Regions from separate parts of the Homo sapiens genome. Here region 1 is linked to region 2. Evidence: read pairs that join two places in POLR2A ChIA-PET (ENCODE). Cell type or tissue: Panc1. All regions are shown on one strand. Each heading gives the region's core, and the rest is flanking DNA. Links, peaks and the distances in the headings are about the cores only. Region 1 overlaps IMPACT (impact RWD domain protein). Region 2 holds the start of MIR320C2 (microRNA 320c-2).

Region 1 (9,999 bases), core at 1,204-9,203, 110 kb before region 2:
TTCCTGAATTGATTTTGACTGCTGTACTAACATAGTAATAAGTCAAATACAGTATTAGGGTCAATATGAACTACTGACCAATTGATAGTATTTATTTATGAGTATGATTTTTATCCTTTTTCTTTTCATGGTAGATCCTGTTTTCAAAAGATATCATATGTCAAATCCACACACAAATAAATGATTAAAATGGGAGCTACTTAGGCTAGAGCATAAATGAGAGCCCTGGATGCTCCCCACTCTTTCATTTCCTCTTTGTTCCCTTCTACTAGTCCTGGACACCATTCAAAAGCCTTAAAACTCAGAGCACCTTTTAAAAGCTACTGTGTAATGACACAGGAAACCCCTCACCTTCAAACAGAATGAATATTCCCCCTGGTCTACCATGTTTTCCTAAGAGGCTTAGGGAAACTAACAATAACATTCAAAATTTTAAAATATTAAAATGAAACATAATATCACAGCAACCTATTTTTATGTTGAATACTACTCGATTACGAAACAAATTTGTTTAAACGAAAACTAGGCCGGGCGTGGTGGCTCACGCCTATAATAATCCCAGCACTCTGGGAGGATGAGGTGGGTAGGTCATTTGAGGTCAGCCTGGCCAACATGGCGAAACCCAATCTCTACTAAAAATACAAAAATTAGACAGGCATGGTGGCATGTGCCAGTAATCCCAGATACGTAGGAGGCTGAGGCAGGAGAATCACTGAACTTGGGAGGCAAGGTTGCATTGAACTGAGATCGTGCCACTGCACTCCAGCCCGGGCAACAGAGCAAGACTCTATCTCAAAAAAACAAACAAACAAACAAAAACTGAACTCAAGCTGGGCACAATGGTGCATGCTTGTAGTCCCAGCTACTCGGAGGCTGAGGTAGAAGGATCACTTGAGCCCAGGAGTTCAAGGTCAACTTGGGCAACACAGCGAGACCTTGTCTCTCAAAAAAAACCTCTTAAAGGCATTTTACTAGCTTTAATTTCCAGGGCTGCACTTTCAGTTAATATATTTGTATTTGTGAGCACAGACTAAAATTTAATCCTGAAACATCAGGAAACAGCTAAGGATTTCAATACAGAAATATAAAAACATGATGTTAACTAAAAACGTTAATAGCCTTTCTTAGTTTCAATTTCTTCCATCACTAAATCAAAACTCTAGAAAGTAGGGGGAAAAGAGTAAATTTCCATTTTTTCCTTGCCATTCTGATAAGACTTGGCAAACACCAAAATTGCCAACAGGCAGGAAAAAATTAATCTTATCTGCAAATTAATAACTCCTTCCTAAAACTGGAGAAAATTAGTAAATTTCTCTATCATCTCAAAGAACAATACATAATACTACCAACCCACTCTCCTCAAAAGAAATTAGTTAGTAACATTATACCTGTCCGAGTTTCACTGATATCAAAATCCAATGCTTTAAGCGAACTTTCCGGCTGACATGCTAAAATGAGATCATCTTCACATTCAACATCTTCCTCTTCAGTTTTCTTCTTTACATCTGGGCCTATGTGAATATGAGACACAATTACTTTATGACGCAGGTAAGAAACGATGCTTTTTAAAAAAAAATCACTGGGTCTTGGGTTCTAAATACCACTCTTCAACGAAAGGAACCAGCACTCAGCCCGTAGGAGAACTGGTTGATTCCTGAGTTGGAGCAAGGAAACTACAAGATGAACCTGGAACCTCATGTGGATCCACAAACTGGGAAATGCTCAAAAAGAGATGGGGCTTATAAAAAGAACACAGGAGTTAACCTGAAGGGGCTCTTAAAGGTCAAAGCTAGAACAATTTGAGCAACAAAAAAATATGATAGGATGGCATTTTAACCCATGGACTGAAATAATATACATGAGTCCATACTGATATAAATAATAAACAGATAAATAAATACATAAATGGGAAGAGACATCCCTTCCTCATAATAGAATTCCAATTACTAAATGAGGAAGGAATGAAGAAAATAGAAAATCATCATCAGGCAAACACCACAGTAATAAATATTGTTGACAAGTTCCATGGATAGATACTAAAATTAGTGGCAGAAAGTTTAAGGAGAAACAGGATATTAGCATAGCTTCAAAGTATCTCCCTCAAGCTACAAAGAGAAAGACAGTGACTGCAATGGTTAATCTTACATGTCAACTTGTCTAGGCCACAGTACCCATATATTTGTTTACTTTTGTTTGACACAGAGTCTCATTCCGTCACCCAAGCTGGAGTGCAGTGGCACCATCTCAGCTCGCTGCAACCTCCGCCTCCCAGGTTCAAGTGATTCTCCTGCCTCAGCCTCCCAAGTAGCTGCAATTACAGGTGCGTACCACCACGCCTGGCTAATTCTTTTTTTTTTTTTTTTTTTTTTTGAGCCGGAGTCTCGCTCTGTCGCCCAGGCTGGAGTGCAGTGGCGCGATCTCGGCTCACTGCAGGCTCCGCCTCCCGGGTTCACGCCATTCTCCTGCCTCAGCCTCCCGAGTAGCTGGGACTACAGGCACCCGCCACCGCGCCCGGCTAATTTTTTGTATTTTTAGTACAGACGGGGTTTCATCGTGTTAGCCAGAATGGTTTCGATCTCCTGACCTCGTGATCCGCCCGCCTCGGCCTCCCAACGTGCTGGGTAATTCTTGTATTTTTAGTAGAGACGGGGTTTCACCATGTTGGCCAGGCTGGTCCTGAACTCCTGACCTTAGGTGATCCACCCACCTCGGCCTCCCAAAGTGCTGGGATTATAGGTGCAAGCCACTGTGCCCAGCCTCAATACCCATATATTTGGTTAAACACTATTTTAGATTTTTCTCTGAAGGTATTTTTTGGATGAGATTAACAATTAAGTCAGTTGAATTTGAGTAAAGCAGACTGTCTTCCATATGGGCCTCATCCAATCAGCTGATGGCCTTAACATTAAAAGACTGACCTCCCCAGAAGAGGACATTTTTCCAGCAGACCATCTTTGTTTTCAAACCGCAACATTCATTCTTCCCTGGGTCCCCAGCCTGCCAGCCTATCCTGCAAATTTTGGACTTGCCACCTTCCACAACTGTATAAGCCAATTTCTTAAAATATATTTCTCTCTCTTTGTGTGTGGGTACATACACACATGTATATACACACATATATTCAATTGGTTCTGTTTCTCTGGAGAACCCTGACTACAGCATTTACAGTGGAGACATTTGGCGAACACCACCGTAACCGAGACATCAAGGTAAATATCACCAATAATAAGGCATATGATACAATAGGCACAGTGACTCACACCTGTAATCCAAGCACTTTGGGAGATCAAGGCAGGAGGATCACTTGAGCTTAGGAGTTTGAGATCAGCCTGGGCAACATAGGGAGACCTCGTCTGTAGAAAAAATTTTAAAAGTAGCTGGGAGTACACCACCACTCCCAGCTACTAATCTCACTCCAATCATGAGAAAACAATGGACAAACCCAAATTGAGGGGCATTCTACAAAATAACTATCAGTAGTCTTCATAAGTGTCAAGGTTATAAGTCAAGGAAACACTGAACAACTGTTTACAGACTAAAGGAGAGTAAAGAGAAACAACAATGGAAAGCAATGTAGAATCCTAGACAAGACCCTAGACAGAATGGGACAGCCCAAGGTTTCATAACATTTTCAGAATGGCACACAATTTAAAACTTATGAATTATTTCTGGAAATTTCCATTTAATATTTTCAGACAACAGGTGACCACAGGTAACTGAAACCATGGAAAGCCAAATCTCAGATGAGGAGGAATACTGTAATACAAAATCAAAGAGGCTAAACCTTATAGAAATAAATAACTATAATTACATGAGCAATTAAACTTTTCAGAGAAACTTGTATTTTATAATATACAAACCATAAACCAGAATACAGATTTTCACATTAAATTTCAACTAGAGTATCTACATAAAAATGTAGTTATTATAAGTTAAAAGAGTATTGATAGTATTTTTCAATCCTACCTGGTTCTGTCATCTGAGATTTTTGTATAAGAACATCTCTTATTTTCTCCACCCACAGGTAAAGAATACTTTCACCGATATTCTGACTAAACAAAATTCAGGGGAAAAAAAAAATTGTTATTTCAAAAATCATCTTCTCAAATTCAAGAAGATACAGACATTTGCAATCCAAGACATTATAAACAATCTAACCATTTCTTTTTTAAAATAATTTATAAAAACCTGGGGTTTATCAACATTTGTGTCTGAGTAGTTAATACAGGTTATAGCAACGTTAAAAATTCCAGTTGACTCCAAAATTAACATGGCTTACTTTAAAATAAGCAGAAGAGCTGTAACCAAAGAGGGGAATAAACATTTCCAAACTAGATGGATTAAAGAAATATAAATGTGACTTAGTTTCTGTAAGTGGATACAATCTTTCAGTATCGATGTCTGATCACTGCTTGCTTTTTTAAAGTTTTTTAAGAATTTCAAACCCCTTATTTGGTACACTTATCATTTAGTATACTTATCTCAACAAGAAAGAATGTAAAGCATATGGGAAACTCCTTCAGGGAGTCAATTTACAAGACCTAAAAGACAATTCAACAATTTTATATTCATATCTTGTTTCTGACAAAACATTCTATTGCCTAAATTGATTCATTTTGGTTCCAAATGATGTTTGGTTGCCTCAGGTAACTAAATCCATCTCAAAGGATCACTGAGAAAAAGAATGTGTCACAGGTTTTAAAGTCATGTCCATAGTTATGTTAAATGATGGTAGCAGCAATAAAATAAAGGCCCAAGTGTCTGCTCTTTAGAAAAAGACACTAATTGTAGTAAGTATGGTATGTGTTTAAAGATATCACCACACTACTATATAGCAACACCTCACCTCCTTCCTCTAAAAGTTTCCCTTGAAACCATTATCTCTCTTTATCACTACTCATCAGCACCCACCAAAACTTTCGAAACAAGAGACAGAAGAAAACAACATTGTTTTTAAATAATTCTATACCCTCAAATCCTCCCCATCACACCCACAATTCCTAGTACTAAAACTAAATACTTGTATTGGTTGATATAACAGTAAAGCTATTCACTAAAATGCACTAAGCTGTGTGAAGTTAAACTAATCACTTGATCTGAGTTTCTGTCACCTAATTTTCAATATTATAAGCTGGATGAGAAGATTTTTGAAATAAGAACATCCCAGAGCCGGGCGTGGTGTAATCAAAACACTTTGGTGGGCCGGGGTGGGCAGATCACTTGAGCTCAAGAGTTCGAGACCAGCCTGGGCAACTTGGCAAAACCCCATCTCTACAAAAAAAATACAAAAATTAGCCAGATGTGGTGGTGCGTGCCTGTAATACCAGCTACTCAGGAAGCTGAGGTGGGAGGATTGCTTGAACCTGGGAGGTGGAGGTTGCAGTGAGTGGAGATCGTGCCACTGCACTCCAGCCTGGGCAACAGAAAAAGACCCCTTCTCAAAACAAAAACAAAAACAAAACAAAAAAAAACAGGCCAGATGTGGCAGCTCACACCTGTAATCTCAGCACCGTAGGAGGATAGCTTAAAACCAAGAGTTTGAGACCAGCCTGAGCAACAAAGCGAGACTCCGTTTCTGTAAGAAATTAAAAAACTTAGCCAGGCACAGTGGTGTGTGCCTGTAATCTCAGCTACTTAGGAGGCTGAGGTGGGAGGATCACTTGAACCTGGAAGTTTGGAGGCTGAAGTGAGCTATGATTGCACCACTGCACTCCAGCCTGGGCGACACAGCAAGACTTCATCTCAAAAAAATAAAAAAATAAAATTTTTAAAGAACAAAAAAATGATAGCTGCTAGTTTAATGCTTACAATATTATCCCCTTTTTACAGATGAGAAAACAGACACAAAGAGATGACACTATTTAAAAAACTGACTCCAAAAGCCTGACTGAAACAGCCTTAACCTCAGCTCGACTAAACTTTATATGGGCCCATTCCTGACTCTAGGCCCTTACCTCCCTTTTCTTAGAGCATTTTCTTCAGAAAACTTGTCATTGTAAATTCCTTCTCCATCTCTTTGAGATATATGTAAATCTTTTTACAGAAAACTTTAATTGGTTTTACAACCCAGGAAATGTCTTTCTCAAGGACCTGGAAACCATCCCTTTGAAACACAGCATCAAAGAAGACACTGCCCTTATCTTCCAGTCTCTGTGGGAGAATAGGAGGCTAACTTCAACGGGTACCTATTAGTAAACACAGATGGCCTACTCACAAAGAGAAATATTTGCAAACTCAACAATAACTCAATATGCCCAACACACCCGATTAACTGCCCCACATAATATCTTTCAGTATTTTTCCACTAGCTCATCCTGGCCCTTAAAAACCCTTCTGCCTTTTGTTTCAGAGGAGTTGAGTTCACACTTAGTTCTGGCCTCCTTCCCCTATTGCAGCGGCCTTGAATACAGTCTTCCTTGTCTGTTTGACTTTATCCAGTGTAATTTTTGATTCAAGAAGCCTCACTCACCAACATTAAAACCTAACATGCCATGATACATCGAAATGTGAAGAGATGTAGAAAATTTCAAAAATTATTTTCTCAGATTTCTAAATTAAATATTGCTATAATAGAGCATCACAAAGTCAAATACTATAAAAAACTTGTAATCCTTTTCATTTTCTCTTAAACAGTATCATATTCTAAGTATTTTAAGTGTATTTACTTTTTGTTTTATCAAAAGTTATTTTCATTTATTCAAAATATTCACATGCAAAATATTTAAATAAAAATTAAGGACTGGGCACAGTAGCATATGCCTGTAATTTCAACATTTTGATATGCAGAGACAGATAGATCACTTGAGGCCAGGAATTTCAGACAAGTCTGGGCAACGTAGCAAGACCCCTTCTTTACAAAAAAATACAAAAATTAGCCAGTGGTGGCACACCTATAAACCCAGATACTCAGGAGGCTAAGGTGGGAGGATCACTTGGGCCCAGGAGGTCAAGGCTACAGTGAACCATGATCATGCCACTGCACTCCAGCCTGGGTAACAGAGATAGACCCCACCTCAGAAAAAAAAAAAAGTAGGTACAACAACTAAATATACATCTAATTAATCACCAAATCCTAGCTTTTATATATATATATACACACACATATATATACACATATATATACACATATATATACACATATATATACACATATATATACACACATATATATACACTTATATAATACACATATATATACACACACACACACATATATATATATATATATATTTTTTTTTTTTTTGAGACAGAGTTTTGCTCTTGTTGCCCAGGCTGGAGTGCAATGGCACGATCTCAGCTCACCGCAACCTCTGCCTCCCGGGTTCAGGCGATTCTCCTGCCTCAGCCTCCCAAGTAGCTGGGATTACAGGTATGCACCACCACATTCAGCTAATTTTGTAGAGATGGGGTTTCTCCATATTGGTCAGGCTGGTTTCGAACTCCTGACCTCAGGTGATCCGCCTGCCTCAGCCTCCCAAAGTGCTGGGATTACAGGCATGAGCCACTGCGCCTGGCCAATATATTTTTAAGTATTTCTTTAACTGACCTTCTTCTCCATTCATATTCTTTTTGCCTTAATAAAGGCCTCCACTATATCCCTCCTGAGTTACTGACTGCTCTTCTAAAGAGCCCCTTCCCTTCTTCACAGGCTTACTTTTTATATATTTATTTTTGAGACAGAGTCTCACTCTATCACCCAGACTGGAGTGAAGTGACTGAACCTCGACCTCCTGGACTCCAGTGATCCTTCCACCTCAGTCTTCCAAGTAGCTGGGATTACAGGCACGCCCCATCACACCCAGTTAATTTTTATGTTTTTAATTTCTATAGAGATGGGGAAGGTCTCACTATGTTGCCCAGGCTGGTCTCAAACTTCTAGCTTCAAGCAATCCTCCCACATAGGCTTCCCAAAATGCTGGGATTACAGACAAAAGCTACCACACCTGGCCCATGTTTAATTTTTAAAAACCTGTATTTCCCCCTTGCTGCCCTCTGCTGGAATTATATGGAAAATATGATTAAAAGTTGTCACAAAAGGCCAGGCGTGGTGGCTCACGCCTGTAATCCCAGCACTTTGGGAGGCCGAGGCAGGCGGATCACTTGAGGTCAGAAGTTCAAGACCAGCCTGGCCAAAATGCTGAAACCCCGTCTCTACTAAAAATACAAAAATTAGCCAGGCGTAGTGGTGCACACCTGTAATCCCAGCTACTCAGGAGGCTGAGGTACAAGAATTGCTTGAACCTGGGAGGCGGAGGTTGCAGTGAGCTGAAATTGCACCACTGCACTCCAGCCTGGGCAACAGAGCAAGACTCGGTCTCAGAAAAAAAAAAAAAAAAAAAAATGCTGTCACACAAAAGTTTTAAAAATAAAGCCAGGTGTGGTGTATGTGCCTGTAGTCCCAGCTACTCAGGAGGCTGAGAGGCAGGAGGATCACTTGAGGCTTGAGCACAGGAGTTCAAGGCCAGCTTGGGCAACACAGTGAAGTCCTATTTAAAAAAAAAAAAAGTTGGCCGGGCGCGGTGGCTCACGCCTGTAATCCCAGCACTTTGGGAGGCCGAGGCGGGTGGATCATGAGGTCAGGAGATCGAGACCATCCTGGCTAACAAGGTGAAACCCCGTCTCTACTAAAAATACAAAAAATTAGCCGGGCGCGGTGGCGGGCGCCTGTAGTCCCAGCTACTCGGGAGGCTGAGGCAGGAGAATGGCGTGAACCCGGGAGGCAGAGCTTGCAGTGAGCCGAGATTGCGCCACTGCAGTCCGCAGTCCGGCCTGGGCGACAGAGCGAGACTCCGTCTCAAAAAAAAAAAAAAAAAAAAAAAAAAGTTTTAAAAGTAAGATGTGTATTTCTATTTAGACTACATGTGTGAAAATAATACCACTGGACCAAGGTTATTCGAGCGCATTAAATAAACAAGACCCCATATTCCACCATTAGAACAAACTATATTGTAATCTCTGACACTTCGTAAGTTTCAAATAGCTCAAGTGAACTAGTTAAAGAGAAAAGGAAAGTTGCGTCCTGTGGGAAGGTATCTTTTAGTAAAAGGAGGACTTTTGGGATAGGGGATAGGCAGGTGAAGAGCCACTTCTAAGTGTATGACATTGTACATGGGTAAGAAAAAACGCTAACTGATGAATGTGATTAACATGATGGAAGCAGTGTGGAAAGATTTTCAAGGAGGAGGAAGTGGTCAATACCACCAAAAGTTAGGTAAGAGCTGAAAAATGGCCACTAGATGAACAATTCTGGTGTTAATGGTGAACAAATCCACAGTATACTGATCTTATTCTACTGGGGGATCGGGGGGGCAGATAAATTGGCAAATATGAGAGGATTATAGAAAGAAGTTTGTTGGGGGCACAAAAGTTGGAGTGGCCAGTAATGTTAGGGAGAGATATCAGAAAACATTTAATTAATGAAATACTTATACTTCCGCCAAGGATGACGGAATCACTAAATGGGGACCCAAGGAAGACCATACTTGCTCTAGGCAGGAATAAGCAGAATGGATTCCACAACAACTCACCATTTTCTAATTAAGTATTTTGGGAGGAAAAGAAACCTGGCCTGGATCCCAGGGACACAAAGAGGGACTGTCACTGTACCAAATGGAGTGGCCACCTAGAACATATAATACAGTCCTTACTAGATCCTGGATTACAGTAAAACTGATATTCCAGAACATTATTTGTTTTACTAAATTATTTCATTAAAATTAATCTAAATCATAGATATTTCCTCTCTAGACAACTGCATTAGCCCCCTAACTGATGTCCCACATCTACTCTTGCTACCTTCCAAACACTACTTCAAACAGAAAATAGAATGATCTTTTTTAAATGAAAATATTATCATGGCCAGGCACAGTGGCTTAAACCTGTATCTCTGCACCTTGGGAGGCCAAGGCAGGAGAACTGCTTGAGGCCAGGAGTTTGAGACCAGCCTGGACAACAAACCAAGGCTCCATCAGTACAAAAAAATAATTTTTAAAAAAATTA
Region 2 (8,000 bases), core at 1-8,000:
GAGGAGGAGAGAATTCAGAAATCAACCCATGTAAGTATGGTGATTTAATTTTCGACAGAGGTGTGAAGACAGTCAATGGAAAAGGATAAACTAAGAGTTACAAAAGCAAATATTGATGTCAAAGTGAGATTTTGGCCAGGTGCAGTGACTCACACCTGTAATCCCAGCACTTTGGGAGGCTGAGGCGGGCGGATCATGAGGTCAGGAGATTGAGACCATCCTGGCTAACAAACCCTGTCTCTACTAAAAAAAAAAAAAAAAAAAAAAAAAAAAATACAAAAAATTAGCCGGGCGTGGTGGCACGTACCTGGTAGTCCCAGCTACTTGGGAGGCTGAGGCAGAAGAACTGCTTGAAGCCAGGAGGTGAAGGTTGCAGTGAGCCAAGATTGCGCCACTACACTCCAGCCTGGGTGACAGAGTGAGACTCCATCTCAAAAAAAAAAAAAAAAAAAAAAAGTGTGATTTCTAGTGTCTTTACCAGTTTGCCAAAGACTTGAGCAGTTTTTCTGTGTGGTATTTTATAATGATTTTTCCTTCAAAAATGTAGATTCAGAAGTGTCCAAATGAAATAAGAATTAATATAGTTCCATACAAATACCAGTCTAAATGGAAAAAAAAAAACTTCCCTTGTAAATATTGAAAAGTTACTATTGGTATTCAAATATATATTTACTCTATAGTTTATACTAGTAACCAAAGTTGAACATTCCTGTTAAAGCTATTAATTTGTTTTTGACAAAAGTCAGAATGGCATCTTCTGAAAGAGAATAATTTAAAAAAATCAGGCCAGGAGTGGTGGCTCAAGCCTGTAATCCCAGTACTTTGGGAGGCTGAGGCAGGCGGATAATTTGAGGTCAGGTGTTTGAGACCAGCCTGACCAACATGATGAAATCCTGTCTCTACTAAAATATAAAAATTAGCCGGGTGTGGTGGCAGGTGCCTGTACTTCCAGCTACTTGGGAGGCTGAGGCAGGAGAATCACTTGAACCCAGGAGACGGAGGTTGCAGTGAGCTGAGATCATGCTACTGCACTCCAGCCTGGGTGACAGAATGAGACGCCATCTTAAAAAGTAAAAAATCAATCAATCAATCAAAGGCTGGGTGCGGTGGCTCACTCCTGTAATCCCAGCACTTTGGCAGGCCATGGCGGGTGGATCACTTGAGGTCAGGAGTTCAAGGCCAACATGGTAAAACCTTGTCTTTACTAAAAATACAAAATTAGCCGGGCATGGTGGAGCACGCCTGTAATCCCAGTTACTTAGGAGGCTGTGGCAGGAGAATCGCTTGAACCTGGGAGGTAGAGGTTGAAGTGAGCCAAGATTGGGCCACTGAACTACAGCATGGGTGACAGAGCAAGACTCCGTTTCAAAAAAAAAAAAAAGAAAAAAGAAAAAAACCATAAGAGCAACATTTACATTATAGAAATTCTTCAAAAATAGGAAAAAAGAAAAAACCCGCAAATTACCCAAGCATAGCCACAGTTACTTTGGCATCCTTCTAATCTATTTTCAGGCCTATTTTAGAACATTTTTTAAAAATTGTAGAACTAATGCTTGTTATAGTTGCAATGAGGAAAACAAAAGCACTAGAAAAGTATATAATCACCTCTAACCCAAACGTCCAAAGATTTAGTTTTTAGTTGTTAATGTTTTAGTTTTAGTTGTTAATGTTTCATAGTAACATATATTTTTTAAAAAGTTTTAAGTAATGATACTACCTCAAGAATATAAGCAAAAGAAAAGTTATACATTACTCACAGACGAATACACAGTCATCTCATGATATTCCAAAGTGGGAAATGGCATTAGGCATCAGATGGGATGGAACTGGGAACCAGAGAACTGTTAGGAACCCAGATGGCTGCCTTGTGTGTCTGTCTCTCACTGCGTGGTCTGATCATGTCTTCTAGCAGACCAGCTGTTTTGTTTTCCAGGATACATAATGGAAGATGGCTGCCCCGTGACTCCACTCAGGAGACCACAATCTCTCAACCTCAATGTTACATTTCAGTGGGAGATAATGTGTTAGTACCTGCTTGTGTCAGGCGTCTGTGCCTAGTGTGGTCACTTGGGACTTTAGGGGCAGGACATATGGTACAGAGGTGACTGCCAAGGCCTCCTCCTGGCAATGTGGATAGGGACAGAGAGGGGTGAATGGATGAGGACTGGCAGACACCTCAGAAAGTGTCTCTTCATTTTAGTTGACAGGTTGTAAATAGAGTTGGCCTGATAAAATTCCACTTTTATGAAGCATCAACAGCTTTTCCACATTGTCCCCAGAAGCACAGTCATCATGGCTCACCTTATGGAAAGTACTTCATGTGGATATAACATAATTTTTTCACTCAAAAGTCTAGTGATAAGAACAATTCTGTATGTTTTTTTTTCTAGAGTGAAAATGTCCTAGTCTTTTTTTCTTTTTTTCTTTTCTAAAAAATAAGGGGCTAGCTATGGTGGCTCACGCCTGTAATCCTAGCACTTTGGGAGGCCAATGCAGGAGGATTGCTTGAGCCCAGGAGTTTGTAGGCTGGGCAACACAGCAAGACTCCATGTCTGAAAAAAAATAAAATTAAAATTAAAAAATAAAAGCAAGGATATTTAAAATTTTTAATCAAATTGGTTAATCCATCTCTTTGATTTCTTCTAAGACTTCTTAGCTTAGGTAGAGATTTGATAAATGTTTAATTTTGTTTCCTCCCAGTTTAATCACATTCATTCATTCAGCAATGCTGCGCCTCCACTGTGTGCCAAGAACCGTCCTAGGTGCTGGAGGCCCAGCAGTGAACACAGCCCAACAGTCCCCGTGCTCTTGAGCTCATATTCTGGTGGGAGGAGGTAGACAACAAATAAATGCATATGTGCTGTCAGGCCATGAGGTGCAGGAAAATAAAATAGGATGAAGGGACTAGAGAGTGATGGTAGGATGGGGGGTATCTTAGAAGGGATGCAAAGGAAGGGCTCTCTAAGCAACTTTGAGCAAACAGCTGAGTTGAGTACAGGAGTGAACCCTGAGGAAGTCTGGCAGAAGAGCATTCAAGGAAAATGGAAAGCCAGTGTAAAAGCTCTGGAGTAGAAGAACACGTGGCACATTGAGGAAAAGGAAAACTGCCAGTGTGCCCAGAGCAGGGCGAGCTGGAGAAGAGTGGATAGCATCAGAGCTGCCAGAGGCCCAGGCCTGCAGGGCCTGGTTGGCTGTGAGCAGGAGCTTGGTGGTATGTGAGTGTGGTTGGAGGGCTTTGAGCAGCAAAGTGAATGTGAGAGTGTGTGTTAGGATGTGGGAGTCTCAACTTGTCCATCCCTTACGTTTATACCCTTTATCAAGTAATCTTTCCTTTTCCATTATTTTGTCATGCCTTTCTTATACATTCTAAGAATTCCTTTTCTTTCTTTCTTTCTTTTTTTTGTTTCGATACTGAGTCTCGCTCTGTCACCCAGGCTGGAGTGCAGTGGCGCAATCTCGGCTCATTGCAACGTCCACCTCCTGGCTTCAAGCGATTCTCCTGCCTCAGCCTCCCGCGTGGCTGGGATTACAGGTGCGCGCTACCATGCCCAGCTAATTTTTGTATTTTTAGTAGAGACAGGGTTTCACCATGTTGGCCAGGATGGTCTCGATCTCTTGATCTCTTGATCTGCCTGCCTCGGCCTCTGAAAGTGCTGGGATAACAGGCATGAGCCACTGCACCTGGCCTCTTTTTTTTTTTTTTTTTTAATAGACAGAGTCTCGCTCTGTCGCCCAGGATGGAGTGCAGTGGTGTGATCTCGGCTCACTGCAACCTCTACCTCTAAGATTCAAGCAATGCTCCCACCTCAGCCTCCTGAGTAGCTGGGACTACAGGCATGCGCCACCGCACCTGGCTAATTTTTTTTTTTTTTTTTTTTTTTTTTTTTTTATATTCATATTCATGTTTTTATTGGGAGTCTGGAAATACGCACCAATGTATACACGTGAGTTATCTATGGGTGAGGGAATTGTTTTATGTGTATGCATGTAGTTTATCTATTTGATATAATTTTTTTTTTTTTTTTTTTTTTTTTTTTAACTTTTTCAGAAAATTTATTGAGAGGGAGGGAGAGGGCAAGACAGAAGCATCTGAAATTTAGTCTTCTGCCTGTGAGGGCCCTCTGGCTGAAGTTCAAAAGGAAAGAGGAGCTTTGCCCAAGGAAAACTATTCAAAACTATGTTTGGTGCACTTGGGAAAGCCTGGTGGTGCATTGTTGGCCCAGAACAGGTTCTCTGGGATTCAAAAGGCAGGGTGAAGCTTTTTTTTTTTTGAGACGGAGTCTCACTCTGTCACCCAGGCTGGAGTGCAATGGCGTGATCTCAGCTCACTGCAACCTCCGCCTCCCGGGTTCAAGCAGTTCTCTGCCTCAGCCTCCTGAGTAGCTGGGATTACAAGTGCTCACCACCACTCCTGGCTAATTTTTTTTTTTTTTTTTACCCAAATGAGTATAAATCATGCTGCTATAAAGACACATGCACACGTATGTTTATTGCGGCACTATTCACAATAGCAAAGACTTGGAACCAACCCAAATGCCCAACAATGATAGACTGGATTAAGAAAATGTGGCACATATACACCATGGAATACTATGCAGCCATAAAAAATGATGAGTTCATATCCTTTGTAGGGACATGGATGAAATTGGAAACCATCATTCTCAGTAAACTATCGCAAGAACAAAAAACCAAACACCGCATATTCTCACTCATAGGTGGGAATTGAACAATGAGATCACATGGACACAGGAAGGGGAATATCACACTCTGGGGACTGTGGTGGGGTCGGGGGAGGGGGGAGGGATAGCATTGGGAGATATACCTAATGCTAGATGACACATTAGTGGGTGCAGCGCACCAGCATGGCACATGTATACATATGTAACTAACCTGCACAATGTGCACATGTACCCTAAAACTTAGAGTATAATAAAAAAAAAAAAAAAAAAAAAAGAAAAAGCCTCACCCTGGCTGGGTGTGGTGGCTCACGCCTGTATTCCCAGCACTTTGGGAGGCTGAGGTGGGTGGATCACGAGGTCAGGAGTTCAAGACCAGCCTGGCCAAGATGGTGAAACCCCGTCTCTGCTAATTTTTGTATTTTTAGTAGAAATGGGATTTCATCATGTTGGCTGGGCTGGTCTCGAACTGCTGGCATCAAGCGATCCACCCACCTCAGCCTCCCAAAGTGCTGGGATTACAGGCATGAGCCATGGTGCCCAGTCTCTTTTTGTATTTTTTATTGTTTTTTATTCACTCATCTGTCTCTTCTTTCGACAGTATCGCATTAAAAAAAAGTTTTTAAGATAGTATTGCACTTTTAATGGTTATAATGTTTTAATATGTGAGATTTCCCCTTACCATTTTTAAGGATTTTCTTTGACATCCTTATCTGTTTATTCTTCCAGAAGGCATTTAAAATAATTTTCTGAGGCTCTTCATTGGGATTTAATTGAAATTACATTCTATGTAAATTAATTTAAGGAGAATTGGCATCTTTATTAAATTTTCCCATTAAGGGACAAATCTGTGTCATGCAAACTTTTAAATATTACATCATTCCTGTTTTTCACTTTATTTTGTTGTGGTTGGTAAGAGAGATAGTGTATTTTTTAACTGGTGGTGGAACCCATCTAGATTCCATCTAGGAGGCTATTTCATTTAGTTCAAAAGCATTTTATTGAATTCTTACTGTGTGCCAGGCATTTTAGACATCAAATCCAGAAATGAGGTCTCTCTTCTGGAATTTCATCTAGTTGGCAGGAGTTCAGAATTTATTTTTGGTATTAGGGCAGAATTCTATGAAAGAAATCATAGTGTTGTCTTTCTCTCTGCCTAAAGAAATAATTTCTCCAAAGTGCCCTGTAGGTAGAATGAAAATAACACAGAATTGGCAGACCTCTATAAGGCATTTTCCTATGTGCTAGGCAGAAAAACTAAACTGAGTATTAATTTTTTGGTTAATGTTTTAAAAAGTTTTTTCCCCACTAAAGAAGTAATGTATCACCAGCCCCAGGTTCCCCATCAGCAGCTCTATAAATCTTCCTCCAAAATAAATCTTAAAGCCACATACAAGGCCGGGCACGGTGGCTCACACCTGTAATCCCAACACTTTGGGAGGCCCAGGCGGGCAGATCACGAGGTCAGGAGATCGAGACCATCCTGGCTAACACAGTGAAACCCCATCTCTACTAAAAAAAAAAAAACAAATACAAAAAATTAGCCGGGCGTGATGGTGGGCGCCTGTAGTCCCAGCTACTCAGGAGGCTGAGGCAGGAGAATAGCATGAACCCGGGAGGCAGAGCTTGCAGTGAGCTGAGATGGTGCCACTGCACTCCAGCCTGGGCAACAGAGGGAAACTCTGTCTCAAAAAAAAAAAAAAAAAAAAAGTCACATATTTCTCTCTATGTTAAAAATGATCTCCATTTTACTACTGACTTTCTAGTCCAAACCACCAGTATCCTTTACCTGCACTATTGCCATCTCTTTGTAATTAGCCTCCCTGCATTTCTTTTGCCCACGTTTACAAGCCATATTGCACACAACAGCCAGAGTGACCTTTTTAAAAAAAATCATGGAAATTATCAAAGCTTCAGAAATCAAATAGCATAATTAATTGATGTACCCATCACCCTCCTCCAGAACTTAGCAATAATGGCCACTCTGTATCTCTTCCTACTCCCTGAATTCTTGTGAAACAATTCCAGATATCATGCCATCTCTTTTTCTTTTTAAAAAATTTATTTGTTTTTCTTTTCTTACCCTCTCAACCCAGCTTTTCCCAATTCTGGGAAGAACTGGAAAGAGAAGGCCTGTCATGCCATTTTATTCATACATACCCAGTGCTCCTCAACTTACTGTGGGGCCACGTCCTCATAGAACCATTGTAAATTGAAAATACACTTAAGGCCAGGTACAGTAGCTCACACCTGTAATCCCAGCACTCTGGGATGCTGAGGCTGGCAGATCGCTTGAGCCTAGGAATTTGAGACTAACCTGGTGAAACCCCATTCCTACAAAAAAATACAAAAATTAGCCAGGTGTGATGACACATGACTGCAGTTCCAGCTACCAGGGAGGCTGAGGTGAGAGGATCACTTGAGCCCAAGAGGTCGAGGCTGTGGTGAGCTGTGATAGTTGAAAAACCATTAAGTTGAACTGTTGTAAGTTGGGGAACATCTGTAGTCCAGTATATTAGTAAAAAATAAGGACACCCTTTAACAAAAACCACAAGCATGTGATAGTTGCACAACTCTGTGCACCTATAAAAACCATTGAATTTGTGCAGTTTAAGTGAGTAAATTGTATGTTAATTTGTATCTCAATGGGGCTATTAAAAAACATAAGCACAATAGCATTATCCTATTAATAATATTCTAGTAATTTATCAAAATCATGGAACTGCCAAAGTTTGTGTTTTCCCAGTTATTATTATTATTCTTTTCTTTTCTTTTTTTTTTTTTTTTTGAGACGAAGTCTTGCTCTTGTTCCCCAGGCTGGAGTGCAATGGCGCGATCTCAGCTCACTGCAACTCCGCCTCTCAGGTTCAAGTGATTCTCCTGCCTCAGTCTCCAGAGTAGCTGGGATTACAGGTGCCTGCCACCACACCCAGCTAATTTTTGTATTTTTAGTAGAGATGGGGGTTTCACCATGTTGGCCAGGCTGGTCTCGAACTCCTGACCTAAGGTGATCTGCCCACCTCGGCCTCCCAAAGTGCTGGGATTACAGGCATGCGTCACTGCACCCGGCCTATATTATAATTTTTTAACACTTTGACAGAGTTTTAAACATGAGTCAGATCATGTTACTCTTACTTAAAACCCTTCAGTGGCTTTTCATCCTATTTAGAATAAAACTCAAACTCCTTATGCTGGCTTACAAAAGTCTGGCCTACAAACCCCTTGTGTGATGTGGCCTCTGCGTGCCTCTCTGACTTTATCTCTTGCCTGCTGAATTGTTCCTACCTCAGAGCCTTTGCATCAGCTGTTCCTCTGCTAGAATGT

Evidence for each region. Peaks named below come from ENCODE experiments on the same cell type or tissue, not always from the same donor. Only the 100,000 strongest peaks of a DNase experiment are listed, where the experiment ranks them.
Region 1: POLR2A ChIA-PET joins it to region 2 with 13 read pairs; 2 of 35 experiments call an interaction of 5 or more read pairs at or near these places.

What each region holds. Positions count from the first base shown.
Region 1 is chr18:24,432,008-24,442,006 of GRCh38, reverse strand. IMPACT (impact RWD domain protein) reads right to left here. Exons shown (of 11, transcript NM_018439.4): 5 at 3,967-4,052; 6 at 1,389-1,511. Among named protein-coding and RNA genes, the nearest start is that of IMPACT, 10 kb to the right of the region's middle. In Panc1, for the core only: CTCF peaks have their summits at 7,758 and 7,985 (motif pointing left); no DNase peak of the experiment used is centred there.
Region 2 is chr18:24,320,493-24,328,492 of GRCh38, reverse strand. The region is part of intron 7 of OSBPL1A (oxysterol binding protein like 1A); the gene reads left to right. It overlaps MIR320C2 (microRNA 320c-2), which reads right to left and starts at 6,818; the gene lies at 6,747-6,818. It overlaps LOC124904267 (a long non-coding RNA gene), which reads right to left and starts at 1,898. Exons shown (of 3, transcript XR_007066312.1): 1 at 1,758-1,898. In Panc1, for the core only: no CTCF peak of the experiment used is centred there; no DNase peak of the experiment used is centred there.